Linked DNA regions of Homo sapiens: region 2 is linked to region 1. The links are chromatin contacts, found by Hi-C in ENCODE. All regions are on one chromosome and are shown on one strand. Each heading gives the region's core, a stretch centred on a gene start or an enhancer-like site at or near the end of the contact. The rest is flanking DNA. Distances are from core to core; before and after follow the strand shown.

Region 1 (6,355 bases), core at 2,053-4,552:
ATAGCATATTCCAATTTCTGGAAGTCCAAAGAGGTTTGAGTGTGCACAGGAAATCTTGAGTTTACTAACAAATTGTATTAATATATCAAATTTTTTGAATGAACTGTTTTGACTTCAAACTTATCATTACAAAAATGGCGAAGCCACACATTTGACTCTAGCCTCACCTCCTGACCTCTGAGCAACCTGAGGCTTTAAGCAGTCCCAGGCTTTGATCCTAAATGCCCATACTCCTCAACTTAATCCTAGCAGTAAAGGAGAGTAGATAGAGTATAGATGGAAGAGCTAGAGACAGGTAGCATAGAGAAAGGTCTCCAGCACTTGGAGCCATTTAAGTGGCTCTATCTTTCCTAATTCGCATTTCTAAAAATGGGCATCATCTCCATTTTTTAATTGTTAAGAAGGTCTTGTACGTGTAGGAAACATTAGTTTTATAAACTGATAAAACATCATCAGCATTTCTGCAATTATACAGTAACTTCCTACAGATAATTAGTTTGATGGACTTTAGTGGTGTATTTCTCCCTGCATCTCCAGTCTACCCTGACTCTCACCATTTCTCAGCACAAGTTATGTTAAAATTATAATAAACAAAAATACCACAAAGCATGTGTTAATATTAAATGGGCAGGCTCCATGCACAGTCATTCATTGCTTTACAACAGGGGTACATTCCAAGAAATGTGTCATTACGCAATTTTGTCATTGTGTGAACATCCTTGAGTGTACACAAACCAAGATGGAATAACCTACTACACACGTAGGCTATACGATATAGCCTATTGTTCCTAGGCTACAAACCTATACAGAATGCTAATGTATTGAATAGTGTAGGTAATTGTAACACAATGGTAAGTATTTGCATATCTAAACATATCTGACCATAGAAAAGGTACAGTAAATATACGGTATTATAATCTTATAGGACCATCTTTGTATACATGGTCTGTCACTGACCAAAATGTCATTATGCAGAACATGAATATACACAGAATTCTGTGCCAACTTATTCTGTAAAATATCAATTCATGTCACTACCAGTAAGTTTATTCCTTTTCTTCACTATGCTCATTTCTATGTTAAGCTTCTTTCCTAACTTTCTAAGACTCCACTATATATGCTAAGTCTTGGTATGCCCACAAATTCCCTCTTAGCTTAGTTGTGTGCTAACACCACCTCCCTATGCCTAGACTGTGCCCTCTTCACTCCAAGAAGCAATCATCACACAGTAGCTGGGGCCTGACTAGACTGCTTTCCACAAGAGATATCCACATGGCCAAACCCCTCCTTGATGTTATTAGAGGGACAGCAACAACGATTTTTTTTTTTCTAGCAACCATCACCTTGTTTCTTTTCATGATTTAAAACAATCTCCCAAAAAGTTACTTCCTGGGCCTAGGGGGTCTTCTAAGGACCCCCGTCCACCAATTCCTTCAACCCCAGCCATCTACACAGACACCTGAACTACTATACTTACTGTACTATTAACCACAGTGTTATAAAGTATGAATATTTTATTTTCCTTTTCAGAAACAAACTATTTTGTTACAAATAATCCAAGTATACATTAATTTGATAGGGTATTTTTGGTATTTGTTCCTTCTTGTGTTCAGTATTTTATTAAACACATTGATTTTAGGAGTAGTTCATGGTCAACACAAACATTTGGTTGCTAAGCATTCTAAATATTTATGTTTTTATGAGGTTCATCCTCCTAAAATATAGGAACTGAAAATCATATATATCATAAAGTAAAAGAATCTACTTACTTTTCAAAGATTATATACATACTATTTTAGTATTATAATTATAGATATACTATGTTTATGCTATAATTTTTGAAATTTCTGAAATAAAAGTAATTTTTACTTATTTATTCATTTTGAGACAGGGTCTCACTCTGTCGCCCAGGCTGGAGTGTAGTGGCATGATCATGGTTCACTGTAGCTTCAACTTTCTAGGCTTAGGTGATCTTCCCAGTTCAGCCTCCCGAGTAGCTGGGACTACAGGAGTGTGCCAACACGCATGGATAATTTTTGTATTTTTTTGTGGAGACAAAGTTTCTCCGTGTTGCCCAGGCTGAAAATTAATTTTTAAAAGAAATAGTGTTCTTGATTTTACATCATTTTCTTATCACGTGTTTTCCAATATTTCTTTCTCACTTATATCAAGCATAAGTACTTCAGCATTTCAAAGCTACTCAACTCTCTCTTTGAAGCTAAAATTAGTAATTTTGAGATACAAGTTCAATATTGTTTCTTGTGGAGAGATAATAAAGAAACAAAGATAAGAAAAAAGTTCAAAGACTATTTCACATTAAGTTACTGCATTTGAACTATCAGGGAAAGCTTTAATATATGGATAAGTAAGTTTCTTATTGAGAGAAAGAAATCCTCCATGTATTTAAAAATATTTACAGGTTCTTCAATATATAATCTAGGCCAGTAAAGTGGGCAAGAAAAGCAGCAGTAAACTATTACCCACACCAGTAAATCACTGCCAAAAGAATCACAGAGAACACACCAGGGTCTTTATAATTCTTGTCATTTCTTCCTAATTCTTGCCATTTTGTAACACATCTACAGAGCACTGTTATAAGTTGTTTAATATTCTCCATCTTACATAAGCATTTCTTTATAGTTGTCCATCTCTGTCACCGCCTTCTGAAGTTTTAATCCAAGTGCCTCTACTAGACATTGTAAATCTGAAATGACACAATGTATTTCATCTGATTAGTACATTTTAAGTGTCCAGATATTTTCATAGAGTAAACCATATTCTTTTGTTGCTAGTCAGCTCCTGAAGAATAAGGCAGCTGCTTATTCCACTTTGCCTGTATGTCCATATGCAACTTATCATTGCCTACTCAGCCCTCCCTATCCTAACACCCCACAGACTTAATGGGTTTTGACAGGCCCAATTTGTTGGCCTCTTTCTGCCCCCACCACCATGCTGATTTTCAAACAGCTAATAGGCTAAATTTTACTAATGTTTTCAAAGGAAATGTATGTAGCTGACAAACATAAGAATTTCTGATCACGTGTCTTGTTTCTAAAACACATGATTGCCTGAGCTCACTTTTGTGGTCTGGAACTGTGAAGCATGGCTGAGTCTTCCTGCTAGAACTAAAACAGACAAATCATGTTCCAGGCTCATAGTAAAGAACGTGTTAACTCTGGGTAGCATCTAAAAGGCATTTTAGTGACTTTCAAAACCAAGAGAATACAAGCAGGAAACTGGCTTCCATAGAGTCTTTAACTGGAGAATGTAAGCAGTATTTGAGGATTATTATTCAAGCAGCCCTGTCTAACAAGTGTGTGAATGCAGAACTGAAACCATAGCAGAAAGAACAAATGGCTTGAATTATCTAAGTCCTTCCATTGTCCTGTGTGTGGAAACTGTGATCTGAACCCCAGCCCCAGTGACAGCCCTTGCTGGTACGCTTTTTGAGAATAAGTTATAATGGAAAACAAACTGATAGACTGGTTGGTGTCTCCAGAAAAAAAATGTTCAAAACACTGGAGTTGTAAAATTTCTATGTTCCATCTGTTCAGGTGTTTCAGTGACATATTTTAATAGTAAACTTTAAAATCTTTATGCATCCATATAAATACATAAAACTATATAAATCGGCATTCTTAACTTTATTTTACAAAGAGTTAGTTCCTTAAATTAGAAAATAAATTCACTCTAAACAAATGTTTTAATTAGCATTTACCAGACATTTGTATAAACCTTTGTTTATCCAGTGCTTTTACATACATTAATTTTTGTTTCTTAGTTTACATGTTTTCTTGTTCTTATTACATTAACTTTATCTATCTCTAAGAATAGTTTGCTTAGCATCTCTAAAAAAAGTTCTCATTTTTTAGGTCACCCATGGTAAGGAGAGGGAGGATTAGAGAGTACCTGCTACTGACCATATGGAAGTTTTGGATGATATAAATTCAGAGGATCAGACCAGCTGAATCAAAATTAAAATGTACATGTAAAAAGTGTGATAGATAATGGTGGGAGTATAGAGAAAGAGCCAGGTGAGTAGGGAGTCATGTTGAGGTGGGAGACAAAGGCATTCAGACTAGCATGTGGCGTTTCCTGTAGAAGGCAAGATGGTCAGAACAGAAGCTGTGGTTACAGTCCAGGCACCAAAAAGATTTGACTCCAGTATGTTTTCAGAAATGTCTTATTTATCAGACAGAGCAAACTTCCATATGCATCCATCCCATGTACATTTGTAGGGTTTATCTCCTGTGTGTGTTCTTCTGTATGATTTCACGTGGAAACTTTTAGTGTATACTTTGTTGCATATGTCATAATCACATCTGTGTATCCTCTGCTTCCTTTGAGTTATCCACCAATTCCATCAGTAAAGGTCTCTTCCCAGGCTGCACTATGACCTAAGGGAGATTCTCTTGCAACAATGCTTGTTGCAAGGGGTGGGCACTGAGTTCATTAAGGGGGGGTGACATTTCTTCAGGATAATAATCTGTCCTCTGTTGTTTGATCACAGGTTCAATTTTTTTTCCTATGCTATAGGCTTCTTATATGATTCAATTACAGGTACTTGCATGCTACTATTTGAATTCTCCATTTCCTCCAACAAGGAAACAATGAGAGGCTGCTGGAGGTAACTCATTTACATAAAGGGGACAGACCATACCACCACCAGGCAGGATCCCTAGGCTCTGTATTCTGTGCCAGGAGAAGGCAGCTGCCATCACCGGTGGCATGGAGAGTGGCACGCCAAAGGGCTGCATGCCCAGAGAAGAGAGTGAGTATTTTTCATCATGGGCTGGAAGAAGGCATGCTCAGCTCTGGAGAGGCTCTCCAGTTCAAGGATGGGAACTTCAGAGAGGAAGAATTCCCAGCCAAACGGGTGAACTCCACTTGTTTACTGTGAGGTCCACTGGCTCCATCTGTATTCCATGCAATAAGCCTTCCCGGGTCTGAAAAAACTTATTAGGTAATGGTGTAGAGTAGATGACCCATACTTGTTAGGTTTTATTGATTTCATATAATTTCATGTATAGTCACAACTACCAAGAAAACTCTAAGGATTAGAGTAATTAACTTATCAAGGTCACTCAGCTAGTTAGATCCTATAATTCAAACTCAGGTCTGCCTGATCCTAAAGTTCTTATATCTCTCACACTTGAAATATAAACTCTTGAGATATAAAAGCTGCAAGAGAATATGATATTGTCCATAAGAGTGTGGTAAGTGTGGCTACAAATCTGTTACCATATTCCCAGAATCCTTAAAGAGGTATACTTAAGACAAATGAAAAGAATTACTTAACAATGAAATATGCAGTAAACTGGTAGAATTTCTAACTCCAAAAGGTGGTTTAGATTTTAGTTTTAGAAAGCTTAAATATATATTATAGTTAATAAAAATATTAATAAAATTATGGTGTTACTGTGACTGATTCCATGAGAAGATTTCATCAGAGAGAACAATCACACCTTACTATTAAATGGCCCCTGGTGCTTTTGTCAGGATATGATCCTAAACTAGATGAAGCATAGGTCTGAGCCCATATGATAAATTTTATGTTATTACTTCTAAATGCAGCTATAAATTAAAAGGAAGACTTATCTTAAAATGAACTTCAAAGAACTGGTACTTGATATGTAATTTTATGCAGTTAATTCTCAATTACCTGAGAATTAGTAGAATAATAGACAGTAAAAATGGCAGCTAATTCAAAGCTTTGCTCTTCTGAATGAAATATAAACATCCTACTAGTTCACTATAGGTTCTGGTAGACTAGTCTGGTCCTTTTGTTTTTAGAAGCAGAGTGCCCAGTTCCTGTCCTTAATAAATAAAGAAACACCATTAGGATAAGCTGCAGAGAGATTAAGCCACCTGCACAAAACAGCTCCTTCAGTTTCTGAGGCAAGGAGTTGTTAAATAAGTGTATTATTGTTCTGCCCAGTCCTTCTCTATAGTTAAAGAAATTCGACTTTAATTTTCTGTCACTCAGCATGACATTGGATTATGAGGAACAAGGCCCTAAATGCCTACAAAAATAAAGGAAGCATTGGCTTTAAACACCATGCAGATGTAAGGCAGAACCCATGGAAACAATAAAAAATTTACAACAGTAAATTCTACTATGATGTGACTGTGTTCTTTGCAGATATTAAATAAGAAGTAAATGATTTTAAATGAACAAGACAGAAAGAGTTCTTAACCTCTCTTCATATGAAGCCAGCTGTTTGCTGGATAGCATTACACAGGCATCAGATTTGGGATAATCAGTCATTTAAGAGAATCCTGCTATCCCTACAGGTTTCTAGAAACTACAAATATAAAAGGTATTCATAATTAGCTATTTTATAGGCTGATATAA
Region 2 (6,355 bases), core at 1,239-3,738, 88 kb before region 1:
ACCCTCGACCTCCTGGGCTCAGGCAATGCTCCCACCTCAGGCGATTCTCCCACCTTAGCCTCCGGAGTAGCTGAGACAACAGGCGTGCGCCACCACACCAGGCTAATTGTTTTATTTTTTGTGGAGATGGGGTCTCACTATATTGCCAGTGGTCCCAAATCCCTGGTCTCAAACAGTCCTCTCACCTCAGCCTCCCAAAGTGTTGGGATTACAGGCATGAGCTACCACTCTCTGCAGGAGAAACTTGTAATTTACTTTTAGGTGAAAAGTCTCTTCTCCACTAAATACTGCATAAAAATGGCAAGATTCTCTACTGAATATTAATGTGACCGTAGCAAACAAAGGAAGAGACTATAAAAGTCTGAAATGTAAATATGTGGCCCACTATTCCAAAATAGTAAATGTAACAAAAGGAAGAAAGTCAGCCTCCTCCACCCTAGTGCACCAGGCGGCCTAGGGCAAGCCACAGAAGTCAGCCCCTTACTTCCTTTCCCACCATCCCACCAGGCAGCATCTCTGCCTTTGCTCACATTCTTCCCTGAGTCTTCAGAGCTCCCCGTCCTGCTTCACCTGTGTGAGGTTTCCTCATCCCTGCAGCCCCCACAGCTCACATCTATTTTTTTCTGAAAACTTTGCATAGCCTGCCTGCCCTCTGGGCCGGCTGGAGGTCATCTCTGCTTCTCAGGTTCCCAGCCCCTTGTATGCTGTGACAGCACTCGCCACCCGCTCCTGATATGGCATTGCATGGTTGGTACGCACTTGTCTGTCTCTGTCACTGGACTTAAGTTTCTGGAAGGCCGAGACGCTCTCTGTCATCATTCCCATGGCCCTTACACAGGTTAGACATCCAATACATTTTTATGAAATTTAAATGAATTGAAGAAGGATGACAATTTTCCTATCCAGATGTGTATCTCTACCACAGATTATTGGAACAGACTGTAGTGCGAAAGTGGCAGTGACTTAGTCAATGTAGCCAGTGATTCTGAACGTTGGCACCATTGACATTTGGGCTGGATAATTCTTGGTTGTGGGGGGCTGTCCTGTGCCCTGCTGGATGTTGAGCAGCATCCTTGGCCTCTCCCCAATGGATGCCAGTAGCACTCCTCCTCCTCCTCTTCCTCCCAAGTTATGATATCAAAAACACTGGCAGTATCCCCAGTCATTGACAATGTCTCCTGAACTACCCCTGGTTGAGAACCACTGATGCAGGTGATTCCCAAAGGAGGCTGAGAGAAAGTACCAGACATGATGCTCAGTGATGTCCTACACAGTGTCCTGACTCCTAGAGTCACCGTCATTTTAACACAACAGTGCACAGCAGCCACTTACACCTCTGGCCAAATATTTCTCCCTGACAGGCTATCACAGTGCACGCTAGTCAAACACTGGAATTTTCTTTTCTTTTTTTCTTTTTTGAGATGGAGTCTCACTCTGTCTCCCAGGCTGGAGTGCATGGCAAGATCTTGGCTCACTACAACCTCTGCCTCCTGGGTTCAAGCAATTCTCCTGCCTCAGCCTCTTGAGTAGCTAGGACTACAGGCATGTACCATCATGCCCAGTTAATTTTTGTGTTTTTAGTAGAGATGGGGTTTCATCATGTTGGCCAGGCTGGTCTCGAACTCCTGTCCTCAAGAGATCCACCCATCTCGGCCTCCCAAAGTGCTGGGACTACCGGAGTGAGCTACCACGCCCAGCCCAAATGCTGGAATTTTCTTAAAGGAGGTGGGGAAGGAAGGAACTGAATAAGGCCTCATCCCCTTTGAAATATAAATACCTTTGTTTAGGAGGTTGTGGTCTTGGAGCACAACAGCTACTAACAGGTGCCTGGGGTCATGCCGGGAAACCACAAGGGCAAAAAGTAACAACAACAGCTGATTTGAGAGACATATTTTTCCTTAGAAGGTATACAGGGCCATCACTGCTTGAAATATTCACACATACAAATTCAAGGAAGGGGCACACCTATTTGGCACGAGCCCTGTGGCTGTGGTTAGAGAAGATTTGAATATTTTGAGTGTGCAGGAAGGTGAACTTCATGTATCTTTACCTTAGCTTCCTTAGGCTGGGGCTATCTGTCAGCTACAGAGCAGCCCACAGGCAGGCGGAGCTGTGATGAAGCACATTTGTTCAAACACAGCAAATGGTGTTTGAAAAAACCACCACTCTTGCTTTTTTATGAAGCTATTACACTCTGTCATGTCAGGGAGCTGAGCCCAAGTGATGCCCAAGTGGCCATGATAGACTCACACTACAGGGCCTGGGAGAGCAGTGGGATTGTTTTTTTTCCTCGTTGAGGCAGTAAAAGATTGATTTTTGAGGCAGTGACTGAGGCATTATGCATTAATGACTACGCAGGGATTTTCATTCACATATCACGCACTGACAGTGGAAACTGAAGCTGCTGTGTAAGGTGCTGGCTCAATGCCCTTCCATGACTCCTTCCTCATCACGTCATTTGCCTGCCGAGATGCCGGGGCCTTCCGAATCATGGGGTCGATTGAGTAAAGGGCCCATGGTTTGGTGCAGGGCATCTCAAGCCAACACACGAGAATAACTGATGCAGCTGCTGAGATGAGAAGGTCTGCCGCAATGCTAATAACTCCACCTGGCTGCTCTCACATTTGACTTCTTGTATTCAGATTTGGAGAGACAGCTGGGAGCCTCTGATGAGAAAATAAAAAATTTACAACAATAAGCAAGCTGTCCTCTGACACCAGGAGAGGAACTCGCTTCAGCCCTGGCAAGAATTGCAGCTGGACTTTGTGAGGCACTGTTTCATCAGATGCCAAACATCATAGCAAGGGCAAGAATGACAAGAATTACAGTTTCTGCCCTGATGCACAGGTACTGATGGAAGAGATATTTCTGTGTTGATTTTGCACTTCTCAGGGCAAATCTGCAAAATAGATATCAAAGGAGATGTGGGCACTGGGCAAGGAGCCACACCAATCAACCATATAGAGCAGTCTGGAGGAGTCTCTCCCCATCTCCAACCCTCAGTTTTTCCCACCTGTTAAACACAGGCCACAATGTCTGTGCAGCCACCTCGCAGTGCAGTTAAAAGAACCGGTTTAAACAGTGTTTCTTAGCTTAGAGTCAATGGCTGAACAGGTTGCAGAGGGGCTGTAAAATCCTGAAATTTGCATGAAGCAATTTTTCCATATATGTCCATGTGCATCTTTTTGAGGAGGGGTTTGTCGCTTTCACTATATTCTTAAGAATATAGTCACTCTTAAGAGGTTAAGGGCCACTGTTCTAGGTAATGTGTGAAGGTGATGTATGTGTCCTGTAATTGAGCTATTATCAGCAAGCTTTTTGAGGAAAAAGGGACACAGAGGAGCACTTATTATGTGTTAGGGACTGTGCAGGACACACAGAGAATAGAAAAAAAAATGACCCTGGCCTTCTGGAGCATATGATAGACTTTAGATATGAGCCCAAAACAGATTAAAAGTTAAAAGGAAAAGCTAAGTGTAGGCAACACAGGTGAAAGGTCAGAAGAATGTAAGTGCCCCATAGAAGGAGAGAAATGGACTTCCAGCTACAGTGGGTTTAGGGATGGACACAGAGCGAGGGTGGGATTGAGTACAGGGAAAGGCAGGCAAGAGCATCTGTGGAAGAGGGATGGCCGGTGCAGCAGAGCTTGCATGCTGAGTTGACACGCTCCATGCCAGAGACCCTTAGATTGGGACTAAGTGTCACCGAAGAGAAGGCTGCGTTCAACAGATAGTTCTCAGGGTGACAGTTCATCCCAGGTGCCCTCAGACCCACATGACCTGCTCTTGGTCCTTCAGCCTCCGCTCTGCAGATGGGGCTGAGGGGCCCACCCAGAGAAGCCCTGTGGGGGAGAACAGAGCCTGCCCAGGACAGATATTCTCCTCCTTAGGAGCAAGTCCTCTTGACCCCCATGTTCCAAGCAGGAAGCTTTTCACATGTAGACTTTCTTCCTGCTGTGATGCACAAAAGCAGCCTCTTGCCAGTTAACAAAGTCTGCTGGAGCCTCCTGGGGCCATGCCTAGCACATCGTTACCCGAAGCAGACTAGGCAAACAAAGCCCTAGAAAATGAGAAAAAATGGAAATGATTTGATATTTTAGAAAAAAATATTGAAGTGTTTATCGTGGGGAAAACTGGAACCCTGTTAATATTTTTACTAGTATTGTATGGCATGGCAGTTTCTAAATTCTGCATGTGGTGGGGCCACTGTAACTCTTTCTGGGCAGAGTACTCTGTGATGATTCTACTCAGACCCTGGCTCCACAGACTGGCAAGGCCGCCCCTTCCCAAATCAGCAAGTGTCCTGGACCAAATGGTCATTTCTCCACTCCTCTGGGACTCTGAAAGAGCATTCTCCAGAGCTCTTGGGATCTTGCCTTGGCTCTGTGGATGTAAAGATCCCAAAGTCTTTCTAGAATGTACTCTTGAAGACTGAGTTGACTCTGGAGATCAGTGTAGGATCACTGTCCCCACTTTGCAGCCCCAAACCCACTTCCCAAGGGAGTAATTCATTACCTGCAGTCCTGATTACTCAAAGGAAATGTCTAATGACGTCTGCTCTGCAGTACCCAAGGACCTGAGACCAGGACTCCTGGCCTCTTTTCAGAAAGAGTGGAGTCTGCCATTTCCTGACCACCGCCCTGTCCTCAAGGGCAGCTCATCTCCCGTGTTACATTCCTGCATGAACCCCCGCCCTGATCCTGTGACTTGTCATGTGCCACAGTGCCATGAGATTTGTGTTACTTTGCTTCTGTTCCTGAAAGTTATCAGTTCCCCTTTTCTTCCTATCACTGCCTGGCTGAATGATGAGGGTGCCTGAGGGGAACTGGGTTTCTTCTTTCTGTTCGCGGGTACCAGAAGCAGCACACGCAGGGCCAATGGCTTCAGTTATAGCCACTGGGATGAGGCGTGATTCCTACAAGCCAGGAGAGAAAGACAAGCCTGAGAGATTTTGTCTCAAGGGAGAGACCTCTTGGGGAGAGCCAGCTTCCCATTGCCCCCTGTACTGATCTGGTTTTAGCATTCCTCTCAAACAAAGCCAGGCAATATCTTTTGGGCTCTCTTTTCTGCACTAGGCTCATCAGATGGAGGAGGGGACTCTGGCCCAGCAGAAGGCAGCAGGAGTCTGGCTTTGGCTCTCAGTCAAGACTCCTTCCAGTTCACTTGCTCCCTTGTTGTTTTTAATCAGTCAAAGCCCAGAGCTCCAGATGAAAAAGAAGTGGGGAGGGAGAAAGGCTAAACCTCAGTTCAAGTTAAAGCAGGATTATTTATTTTAATTATTTATTCATACCAACTTCCAGCACAGCACCACATACACGATGGCTGGTATTTAGAATTTCTCAGTCGTGTCTGATCAAAGCTTAACAGTTCCTGGGTCTCTTCACTTCCACAGAATTCTACTTTGGTGGGGTGTGGTGGGGTGGGGAGGCAGGAGTTCGATGTGGGAAATTAATTTGGGCTCAGAGATTAACAATGGTTAAATCTTAGTGTACCTCACCTGCCAGGTAACATGGTATGGTAAACAGTTTTGGTTTTGGCTGGCTGTGCCCTGACCTACCTCTAAGAATTACTTATTCTACATATGGAAAGTTGTTAGTCAGGGTGTCTGCCTTTCTCTGGCCTGGGGTAATGCATGTGAGCCACATGAGGTCGGTCAGATCCTCCTTCCTTGGAATCTGACATTTGAACAAAGTCATCAAAAGATGGAAACCAACTGGAGCTCATTTGTGATTCACAGTTGTGTAGCCAAGCGACCCCAATGAGGAGGTCCTAGGTCTTGATTCTGTGCTGCTTCTTGCCTATGGCGTCACCCCGGTTCCTGTTTGTTCTTTCCTAGTTTCTGGACCTGATTTCCAGTTGAGCTATTGAAAGATCAGCTGTTTTTCCAGTAAATTCCCTTTTGATTTAGATGAGCCAAGGTCAGTTTCTGTTGCTTGCTACTCAAGGAGCTCTAACTACACCCACAGTGAACCTTTGTTTCTCAGAATCCCTTTAGTCACACACAGGTTTCAGAATGGTGCCCTAAAATTGTGCTAGAAGCAAATAAAATCTTTGTGTTGACTTGGACTGTGTTGTAATCATTTCCTACAATTTATTTCCTTAATTGCCAAGTTCCTACTGGCTATTCATTGATTGTAGTTTGTAGCCTGTCTTTTGGTTTCTTTCAGCATTTTTTAGTTCATGTCACGCTTGGCCAAAACTCCCCACCCCATTCCTGGGACCAGGCTTGCTTTCCTCATGGTCTGCCGCTTGACAATCTCCAGGCAGAAGACACTCAGATACCTGCTAGGGAAACACAAACCCGGACAACATTTCTATAAGCCACATTAGAAAAACTATCAGCAAGAGCTTCTAAA

Evidence for each region. A loop is a pair of places that touch in the nucleus more often than their neighbours do. Pooled maps may share reads with other maps.
Region 2: a map of B cell shows a loop between it and region 1 (9-fold over the local background). The contact joins two enhancer-like sites. A Hi-C loop is called at or near these places in 1 of 168 maps with a recorded cell type or tissue (B cell), 27 of 37 single-sample maps with no recorded cell type and 5 of 50 pooled maps.

The regions. Positions count from the first base shown.
Region 1 is chr3:156,975,543-156,981,897 of GRCh38, reverse strand. It overlaps LEKR1 (leucine, glutamate and lysine rich 1), which reads right to left. Exons shown (of 13, transcript NM_001004316.3): 7 at 2,623-2,704. It also overlaps the pseudogene KLF3P2. Among named protein-coding and RNA genes, the nearest start is that of LINC02029, 100 kb to the left of the region's middle. RefSeq lists an enhancer at 3,124-3,253. Within about 2 kb of position 3,302, at least 5 of the 41 ENCODE cell types and tissues checked have a DNase peak (open chromatin) inside an H3K27ac peak, as active enhancers do.
Region 2 is chr3:157,062,930-157,069,284 of GRCh38, reverse strand. No RefSeq gene overlaps it. Among named protein-coding and RNA genes, the nearest start is that of LINC02029, 16 kb to the left of the region's middle. RefSeq lists an enhancer at 4,511-4,640 and a silencer at 4,911-4,990. Within about 2 kb of position 2,488, at least 5 of the 41 ENCODE cell types and tissues checked have a DNase peak (open chromatin) inside an H3K27ac peak, as active enhancers do.